Regions from separate parts of the Homo sapiens genome. Here region 1 is linked to region 2. A link is an interaction called in ENCODE POLR2A ChIA-PET data of the cell type or tissue named here. Cell type or tissue: PC-9. All regions are shown on one strand. Links, peaks and the distances in the headings refer to the core of each region. The heading gives the core; the rest is flanking DNA.

Region 1 (5,375 bases), core at 182-5,181, 110 kb after region 2:
AAAGACCCCTGAGCAATATCTGGGCAAAAAGTATAATTATCCTATAACAGCAGCAACAATAGCAGCAACAGATATTATGCGGGGCCCTAACCAAAGCACATTATATATACATACCTTCATTTTATCCTCACTACAACCTTTGAGATAGGAACTATTATTATCCCGATTTCATAGATGACAAACTCAGATGCAGAGAATTTAAGCAACTTTCCCAACTCACATAGTAAGTGCATGAACTGGTATTCCACCAAGATAGTCACACACCTCCAGAGTATGTGCTACTAACCACTGTAATACATTACTTTTCTTATACAGCCCAAATGTTTCCACAAATAGAATCAGTACATACATATGGCAGCCAGCCTGCATTGCAGCAACCTGAGTAAGTGACAGGAGTCAAATGTAGCTAGTTCCTCAGGCAAAGCAAAGCGTAGACCTTCACTTGACCACTAACCCTGTTCCCCACACTAAGGAGTTCTAACCTGCTACTGTGTACTTGAGCAAAAGGGCAGTCTCTACCAACCCCTTCGCCTACTTTCTCAATATGACCCAAAAAGTTCAGATGAACTAGGCACCTGGCTTTTCTCAATCAATCAGGTCATCTGCTGTCCATCAAAAAAAGATAAGGTTGGAAGCTGTTCCCACACATGATGGCCAACTCAAAGATCACAATACACAGTAAATATCAGCAACTTGAAAGCAAAAGGAGATAGACTGTCATTTCCCCTGGACATGCAGTGTCATGGCTGTTCCTCCTCCTTGGCTCTGCCTGCTTTCTAATTCCACATGGATGGCCAAGAAGAGTTCAGAGGTTAATGGACAGACAAGATAACCACCTCAGTAAGAGAATTAATCACTAGCTTTTCATGAGATAATTTTTAGAAGGGGGTGGTAGCAGCATGTTATTAGTCCCAGACACAAAATGTGACCATTCCTATAAAGTAAAATCTAGATAAGATGCCTTAATTGGGAGGAAATACTAAAGATGATCATTGTGTAATCTTAACTTAAAATTGCTTTTAAGCCGGGTGTGGTGGCTCATGCCTGTGATCCCAGCACTTTGGGAGGCAGATCACAAGGTCAAGAGATCGGGATCATCCTGGCCAACATGGTGAAACCCCGTCTCTACTAAAAATACAAAAATTAGCTGGGCATGGTGGCGGGCGCCTGTAGTCCCAGCTACTTGGGAGACTGAGGCAGGAGAATCACTTGAACCCAGGAGGCGGAGGTTGCAGTAAGCCGAGATCACACCACTGCACTCCAGCCTGGCAACAGAGTGAGACTCCATCTCAAAAAAAAAAAAAAAATGCTTTTAAATACAAAGAAAATACCCCCACTACACTGCAATCTTTCAGTTCAACTGAAGATCTTGGGACAGATATCACACATTTAACAACAGCTATAATCTTCCTCAAAGGCAGTCTAAGGAGTCATGAGAAGTCAGGGTGGAGCCACAGTTAAGAGAAGGTACAAGGCATGTATAGTCTGAATGCTGAAAATAGGAAGCCCACCACTAGGAAGGATCAAGAACAAGTATCAATAATAAGGATGAACAGCATGTATCACGAGAGCAAAATATCAGAAATGTCAGCATTCCCAAGAGTTTCTTTAGAGTATCACTTCTCCCACCCCTCAATCTCCTGCTCTCTTTCAATCTTATGGGCTCAGTTGACACTACAACTTTGATACAAATAACCAGTGTCTCTACCTCCAACATCTCTCCCTGATTCCTCTCTCTAGATTTTCTCACCATCCAGCCTCAAAAACACATGTCAGGAAAAAATAAAGGGGGTGAGGGGGAGGCGCAATGGTTCATGCCTGTAATCCCAACACGTTGGGAAGCCAAGGCAGGAGGATCATTGGAGCCCAGGGGTTCAAGACCAGCCTGGGCAATTTAGTGAGACCTTGTCTCTACAAAAAAAAAAAAATTTTTTTTGACATAGGGTCTCGCTCTGTTGCCCAGGCTGGAGTGCAGTGGCGCAATCTCGGCTCACTGCAACCTCGTTCAAGGGATTTTCTGCCTCAGCCTCCCAAGTAGCTGGGACTACACGTGCCCACTACCACACCTGGCTAATTTTTTGTATATTTAGTAGAGACGGAGTTTCACTATGTTGGCCAGGCTGGTCTCAAACTCCTGAACAGAGGCAATCCGCCCGCCTCAGCCTCCCAAAGTGCTAGGATTACAGGCCTGAGCCCCGACACCTGGCCAAAATATTTTTTAAAGAGTTCACATCCAAGTGCAGTTAGCACTCTCAAAATCAACAAAACCAAAAGAAAACTAATCATAGTAATTAATTTCTCCTCCTGACTTCTCTAGTGATAGTACTGTACTGATTTTTTACCTGATTACATTTTCTCATTCCCCAAAATTCAATCTGCTTCTAGCTCCTCTACTAGTTCCTTAACATCTCTCACATTAATCACTTTCCTTTTTCCTTTTTTTTTTTTTTTTTTTAAGACAGAGTCTCGCTCTGTTGCACAGGCTGGAGTGCAGTGGCCTGATCACAGCTCACTGCAGCCTCAACCTCCCAGGCTCAAGTGATCCTTCTGCCTCCCAAGCAGCTGGGACTACAGACACACACCACCAAGCTCAGCCTCTTTTTTTTTTTTGGTAGAGACATTAGGCTGGTATCAAATTCTGGGGCTCCAGCAATCCTCCTGCATCTGCCTCCCAAAGTACTGGAATTATAGGTGTGAGCTACCACATCCAGCCAATCTTTTTCCACTAGGTCAAGACCCTGGTCCAGAAGCTCTTTTCTCCCAAGGTTTTGCCTCCTTATCAATCACTTAACTCTTGTGTCTCTCCACACTCAGGCACTGCATCAGATAAATCTTCCTGAAGAACAATCATGAGCATAGTTTCTCATTGTTCCCATGATCAAACTTGTCTAAACTTGTGAAGAAAGGAAGTAATAAGCTATGCATAGTTACACAGGCAGCCTTTGAATTGAGGTACTCCTAATTCCTAGAGACCGTGCTCTTCATCAACCAGCCTTGCATGTATCAGTACTACCCGACACTTTCCAGCCACTATCAAAAAAAGTTGTTTCATGGTCTGTGACATAAAGGAGAAGGAAAGAAAAGAAATTTAACAAAGTATTACATATTTCAAAACATAAATGTTCAGGCATGTCTACATTAGACAAAAATCAAAGCAGTCACATGTGCACATCCATATATGGGATCAACATGTGTCCTCAGGCACGCATATCATACTGGGTAGCCCGTTCTTTCATCTTCCTAAGCTGAGCTCACTAATCCTCCCCCAATAAGATTAAAAATGAATGGACTGTCTTGATGCAGCTTCAACTATCATCTCCAAACAAAAAATGCTCACAAACATATCCCTCTCTAAATGACGTCTCAGCTACTTTTACCGACTAGAAAATAATGACTTAGATGTCCTGGCAACACCTTCAATTCAACATATGAAAAGCACCTTACTCTACAAACAGCCTTTCCTTCCAACCATTCCAATTTCTATTCATGGATCCTGGTTACAGGGTTAGTCTGTATGACACTTTCCATTATGCCTGTTTCCCTTATGAGCGGGGTAAACATTTATCACACAAACGAGAACCTTTTTTTTTCTTTGAGATGGAGTCTTGCTCTGTTGCCCAGGCTGGAGTGCAGTGGCGCGATCTCGGCTCACTGCAAGCTCCGCCTCCTGGGTTCACACCATTCTCCTGCCTCAGCCTTTTGAGTAGCTGGGACTACAGGTGCCTGCCAACGCGCCCGGCTAATTTTTTGTATTTTTAGTAGAGATGGGGTTTCACTGTGTTAGCCAGGATGGTCTCAATCTCTTGACCTCGTGATCCACCCACCTCGGCCTCCCAAAGTGCTGGGATTACAGGCATGAGCCCCTGCACCCAGCCAAGACACTTTTAAGAGTAAAAGAGGGGTCAGGCATGGTGGCTAATGCCTGTAATCCCAGCACTTTGGGAGGCCGAGGTGGGAGCACTGCCTAAGGCCAAGAGTTTGAGACTAGCCTGGGCAACATAGTGAGACCCCATCTCTGCAAAAAAAACAACAAATTAGCCAGGCATGGTGGTGCACACCTATAGTCCTAGCTACTCCAGAGGCTGAGGTGAGAGAATCACTTAAGCCCAGGAGTTTGAGGCTAAAGTGAGCCATTATCGTACCACTGCACTCCAGCCTGGGCAACAGGGCAAGACCTTGTCTCAAGTAAATAAGGAATAAAAGGGGGTCCTTTTTAAGAATTAAGCACAGGCTGGGCACGGAGGTTCACACCTGTAATCCCAGCACTTTGGGAGGCCAAGGTGGGCAGAACACTTGAGGTCAGGAGTTTAAGACCAGCCTGGCCAACACGGTGAAGCCTCGTCCCTACTGAAAAAAATATATATATACACAAAAATTAGCTAGGGGTGATGGTGTATGCTTGTAGTCCCAGCTACTTGGGAGGCTGAGGCAAGAGAATCACTTGAACACGGGAGGCGGAGGTTGCAGCGAGCTGAGATCCCGCCACTGCACTCCAGCCTGGGCAACAGAATGAGACTCTGTATCAAAAAAAAAAAACCAGAATTAAGTGCAGACAAAAGGCATAAATTGAGATGTCTGATCACCCTACTTATGAAGAGCACACATAATATGGAAAAAATTCTCAAGTAGAAGCAAGGAAACCTGAGTTCTATTCCTGGCTCTGCTGCTAACTATTAATAGCTTCCTGTCTTTAACCAATTTTCTGGCCTTTAGTGCTCTCATACATATACTGAGAAAACTAGGACTGGCGTCTAAGGCCCCTTATAGCCTCTAGTGCATATATATCTGAAAGCAGGATCAACTCACACAAAAGGGGGATCCTTAGACAGGCAATGAGGAAGGACGGAAGATAGGTCAGAAAACAAGAAAGAGCTTGAGGCAACCCAAACACTCAGGACCAGGAAGTCTGTGAGGCAACGGTGTGTCTAACTTCCAGTAGTCATGTATCCTTTCCACTGGTCTTTTTATTTTTTTTCTTTTGGCTTTGTAACTCATACATGTTTAGTAGAAAACGTATAAATGAAAATAAAGAAACAGGCAAGAAATTATATTAAAATCAACAAAAATCTCAATATCAGCAATGATCACTAGTGTTTTAAAGTTTGGTATAAACCCTTCCAGACATTTTTCCATGCAAATATATAAATGTATTTTTAATGTGATAAAAGTTGTGTAGCCGATTTACATAAAAATAAATTCACCATATTCATATCAATAGGCATATAGTCATTTCATCACTTTTAACGGCAGCTTAGTACTCCACCTAATGTATGTGCCACAACTGTTTCACCAAGTCCCTTTTAAATTACAATCTTTCATGAATATATACAATTAGTACATACATATTTTACAAATATACCTCTGTGGTCTTGTCC
Region 2 (5,375 bases), core at 207-5,206:
TACTCCCATTTTATTTAAAAAGGTGATAGTATTATACATTTTAATCTCTAATCACTGTAAACTATGGAAATATCAAGCCTCTAATTGAAAATATTCCTGAAAGCATCAGTAGGAAAGAATCAATCTCTTGGTCTCAGTCATGTAGCAAGAGCATTCCATGATTGTTTTAACTGCATGCTTACATATTTTAGTTACGTCTTATTGTAAAATGTCAATGCCATTATAGAAATTTCAAATTTAAAAAGTACATCTTGTCCTTGGACACTGTGGCCTCAAAAGACTAGCTGAAGTTTTTCTTCACCTTAATTATCATTGCTGAACTTGTAGGAGGGGTGGTTTAAATGTGTCAGTGACTTAAAACGAGAATTCTCTCTTTGATTTGGATAATCCATGAAAACTAGTGATGTTACCTTGTTCATGAAGGAACAATGCAGAGAAGACACCACACTGGCTGTCATGAGAAGAATGGACAATAGGAGATGAAGAATGAAAAGACAGAATTCTGCAAGACAACAGTTGCAGTAAAGTTGTTTAGTTTCTTTGCATTGCCACATTAAAAAAAGGAAAGACAAAGCAGCTAGACATCGAAACAAAACTAAACACGAAACACCAAGGACAATATATTTTTTAAAAACATGGTGACAGGATGTTTTCATGAATCCCAAAATATGGGGTGTGGAGACAAGCCACCTGACTACAAGTGACATCTTGTGTAGGAGGAAGCAAGGAAAGCATTGGTGGGATGATTCCAGAACAGCAGCTCTAAAAGGAGGGGTTTGTTTTCTCCAATACCAGTAGGGCTCAAGGGGCTTGTGTAAGATAAGCTGAAGGGGATGGAGCAGTGTAGCTCCTCTGAAATCACCTGCCAGGGATCCCTTTTAGGGCAGGGACCTACACTGAAGAGAGACTGCTTCTAGTGGAATGAAAATCAAGCAGGATAGGGACAACAAAGGTGACAGAGAGAGAAGGTTTAGACTAAAGGGACGGAGGAGAATAAAGGCAGAACATCTCAGAAAGCCAAGTTGACATATTTTTGAGCCCTAGACACAACCAATAGAAGGGAGCTCTGTGAAGTTTGAAAGGCTTTTCACACCTCTTTCAGAAAATTCAGAAACCTTCACATCTCTTTCTGAAAGTTCAGAAAAACTAACGACATAAAAAATAAAAGTCCTTCCTACTACACATAGAAATCTTTGGAAACAAAACAATAAACAAGCATAGCAAAACTCTGAAAAGATACATGGAAGAAGATGGGCTGTCCAGAGACATCAAGAGTTGATGAACTGCAGGGTGATGAGTTCTCTGTTTCCTTCTGCTTCTCATATGCCATGGACAGGGCACTACAGAAACCTCCAACCCAGAACTACCAATAGGCACAGACAATGAAACAAAAGCCTTAAGAAAAGTGTGTTCTCTTTAGCCAAAGGTCTTGGAATGGATGGGCTATGAATAGAAAAGCTTTTAGCAATATCAGCCCTACACCAGCCAAACACCAACAGAAAAGCTGTACTACCCTCTACCCTGTGGAAGCAAGCAAGGGAACTCTGATTTCCCAATCTGGTGGTATTGGCAGGGCCGAGCACAGAGCTAATCTTGCATCCTCTGCCTGGCAGAAGTGGGTGGCAGGAGGAGCTGAGATTCCATGCCTTGCCTGGAAGCAGACAGTGCTCTGATTCCCCCACAGGGGTAGTGTCAGTGGGGTCAAACAGTGAGCTGAGCCTTCACCCCCACCCAGCAGCAATGAAATTTGACAATGCAGTAAAAGGCAGAGCTGGTTACAATGAGGCTTCACCCCTCCAGGCCCTGTCATGAAGGTCCATTGGGTGCTGACCCTTCACCTCCACTTGGCAACAACAAGGCAGAATAGAGTGTCATAAGGAAGGGTAGCTGATGTTTTGCTTCTCCCCTTTCCTGATATCAACAATATGCAGAGCCAAGCTGACCCTCCACTCCTACTCATAGCAACAAGGTGGTGTGAGTCAGCCTTCCACCTTTCCTACCTTCCCTCCCACCCCACAACCCCGAAGGCAGTGGAGCCAGTCAGGGAGCTGGTCACATAGTCACACTCAGAGGCAACAAGGTGGTGTGAGTCAGCGTCCCACTTTGACCAGGAAGATGACTGTGGGATGAAGAAGGACTTGAACTTTCACCCCACCCATCTGCAACAATGCAGTGTGAGTCAGTGCCCCATTTTTACCAGGATGGTTTGGAGGAGTCTATTAGGAAGCTGAACAAACACACCCACCTGACCCTGGCACTATACCCACTTAAAAAAGGTTAACTAGGATTCATGGTCTCATAATATAGAAAATATCTGGGATACAATTTAAAAAATGCTTGACATGCCAAGAATCAGAAAAATCCCACAGAAATGAGAAAAAAAATAACAGACACTAACACCAAGATAAATCAGATAGGGTATTATCTAACAAGTGTTTTCAGGCAACTATCAAATGCCTCAACAAGCAATTGCAATTTTAAAAAAGATTAAATGGATTAAATTTAAAAAAGATTAAATAGAATTCACAGTCTCATAATATAGAAAATATCTGGGATACAATTAAAAAAATGCCAAGAATCGGAAAAATCCTACAGAAACAAGAAAAAAATAACAGATACTAACACCAAGAGAAATCAGATAGAGTATTATCTAACAAGGGTTTTCGGGCAGCTATCAAATGCTTCAACAAGCAATTGCGATTTTTTTGGAGTAAAAAAATAGAAAATTTCACCAAAGAAACAAAAATTACAAAAAGAAACCAAATACAAGTTAGAGAACTGAAAAATATGATAACCACAATAAAAAGCCTGCTGGATATGCTCAATAGTATAGTGGACATAAAAGAGGATAAAATCAATGAACCTGAAGACAGATCAATAAAATTTACCCAATGTGAGCAGCAGAAAAAAAGGTAAGAAAAGAGAACAATTACAGCATGTCAGGGATCTATAAGACAATAACTAAAGGGTTAACATTTGTGTTAACAGAGATCCAGTAGGAGAGAGAGGCACTGAAAAAGTGTCTGAAAAAATAAAGGCTGAAATGTCTCAAATTTGGGAAAAGACATAAATCTACAGATTGAAGAATCTGAGTGATTCCCAAACATGGTAAGCCCAAAGACATTGATGCCAAGACACATAATAATTAAGTTTCTGGAAACAAAAAAAAACAAAGAAAAAAGTCTTGAAAGCATCAGAGAGAAACAACACATTACTTGCAGAGCCTCAATTTAAATAACTTATTTTTCCTTCCTTCCTTCCTTCCCCTTCCTTCCTTCCTTCCTCTTTCTTTCTTTCTTCCTTTCTTTTCTTAGACAGAGACAGAGTCTCACTCTGTGGCCTAGTCTGGAGGGCACTGGTGCAATCATGGCTTACTTCAGCCTCAACCTCCCAGGCTCAAGTGATCCTCTAGCCTCAGCCTCCCAAGCAGCTGGGACCACAGGCACATGCCACCATGCCCAACTAAGTTTTGTATTTTTTGTAGGGACAGGGTCTCCCTATGTTGCCCAGGCTGGTCTTGAACTCCTGGGCTCAAGTGATCCTCTTGCTTCAGCCTCCCAAAGTGCTGGGATTATAGGCATCAGCTATCACACCTGGCCCAACATTTTCAATCTGAAACCCTGGAGCTGGAAGAAAGTAGAAAGCAATTTTTAAGTACAGAAAAAAAAAAAAAAAAGAACTGTCAACCCAGAATTCTACATCCAGTGAAAATATCCTTTAAGAATGAGGCCAGACACAATAGCTCACAAGTTGAAACTTAAGACAGGAAAGAGCATCAAAAATGAGTAAAAATAAGGGCAAATATGACAGACTATCCAACCTCTCATGAGTTTCTTAAATGATAATTGAGTGTTAAAGCAAAAACTCTACACCTAATATGGTGTTCAATGTATATGGAGGAAATGCCACAGAAATTTTATTTTAAAAGTGGAGAGAGTAAAGGGGTGTAAATGTAGAAAAGGTTGTTAAACCACACTAGAATTGGTTAAACATCAGTACTAGTAGACTGTGATGAGTTACATATGTGTATTGTTATACCTAGAGCAACCACTCAGAAAACTATCCAAAGCTGTATGATCAAAAACACTATAAGCCTGGGCATGGTGGCTCATGCCTGTAATCCCAGGACTTTGGGAGGCCGAGGCAGGTGGATCGCCTGAGGTCAGGAGTTGGAGACAAGCTTGGCCAACATGGAGAAACCTCATCTCTACTAAAAATACAAAAATTAGCTGGGCGTAGTGACATGTCCCTGTAATCCCAGCTACTCAGGAGGCTGAGGCAGGAGAATCGCTTGAACCTGGGAGGTGGAGGTTGCAGTGAGCCAGGATGCGTCACTGCACTCCAGCCTGGGCAACAAGAGCAAACTCCCTCTCGAAAAAAAAAAAAAAAACTATAAATAAAACAAAATAGAATCCTAATAAATATGCAAATAACCCACAGAGAGGGAAGAAATGAGACATATGAACAAGAAACACAGGAAACTGGCCGGATGCGGTGGCTCACACCTGTAATCCCAGCATTTTGGGAGGCCAAGATGGGCAGATTACCTGAGGCCAGGAGTTTGAGATCAGCCTGGCCAACATGGTGAAACCCCGTCTTTACTAAAAATACAAAAATTAGCCAGGTGTGGTGGCACACGCCTGTAATCCCAGCTACTCGGGAGGCTGAGGCAGGAGAATTGCTTGAACCCAGGTGCTCCAGCCTGGGCAACAAGAGCAAGACTCCATTGCAAAAAAGAAAGGAAGGAAGGAAGGAAGGAAGGAAGGAAGGAAGGAAGGAAGGAAGGAAGGAAGAAAGAAAGAAAGATACGAAACCAACAGCAAGCAAATAACAAAATGGCAGACTTCAGCCCTCATATATCAGAATTGCTACAAGGCAATTCTTCAAGTGGTCTACGTACAGTAATTAAAAGACAGAGATTGGCAGAGTGGACTAAAAAACAAAAAACCAAACATGATACAACATTATGCTGGATCTACAAAAACTCACTTGAAATACAATGACATAGGTAGACTGAAAATGAAAAGTAAACTAGTTCAACCATTGTGGAAGTCAGTGTGGCGATTCCTCAGGGATCTAGAACTAGAAACACCATTTGACCCAGCCATCCCATTAATGGGTATATACCCAAAGGATTATAAATCATGCTACTATAAAGACACTTGCACACGTATGTTTATTGCAGCGCTATTCACAATAGCAAAGACTTGGAACCAACCTAAATGTCCAACAATGATAGACTGGATTAAGAAAATGTGGCACATATACACCATGGAATACTATGCAGCCATAAAATATGACGAGTTCATGTCCTTTGCAGGGACATGGATGAAGCTGGAAACCATCATTCTCAGCAAACTATTGCAAAGACAAAA

What was found. ChIA-PET counts read pairs that join two places held together with the same protein. Peaks named below come from ENCODE experiments on the same cell type or tissue, not always from the same donor. Only the 100,000 strongest peaks of a DNase experiment are listed, where the experiment ranks them.
Region 1: POLR2A ChIA-PET joins it to region 2 with 5 read pairs; 2 of 35 experiments call an interaction of 5 or more read pairs at or near these places.

The regions. Positions count from the first base shown.
Region 1 is chr9:96,994,308-96,999,682 of GRCh38, forward strand. It overlaps the pseudogene SLC71A3P. Among named protein-coding and RNA genes, the nearest start is that of CTSV, 42 kb to the right of the region's middle. In PC-9, for the core only: no CTCF peak of the experiment used is centred there; no DNase peak of the experiment used is centred there.
Region 2 is chr9:96,882,549-96,887,923 of GRCh38, forward strand. It overlaps a transcript of ZNF782 not described here. Among named protein-coding and RNA genes, the nearest start is that of ZNF782, 31 kb to the left of the region's middle. RefSeq lists an enhancer at 1,422-2,621. In PC-9, for the core only: no CTCF peak of the experiment used is centred there; a DNase peak (open chromatin) is centred at 2,083; H3K27ac peaks cover 2,601 bases.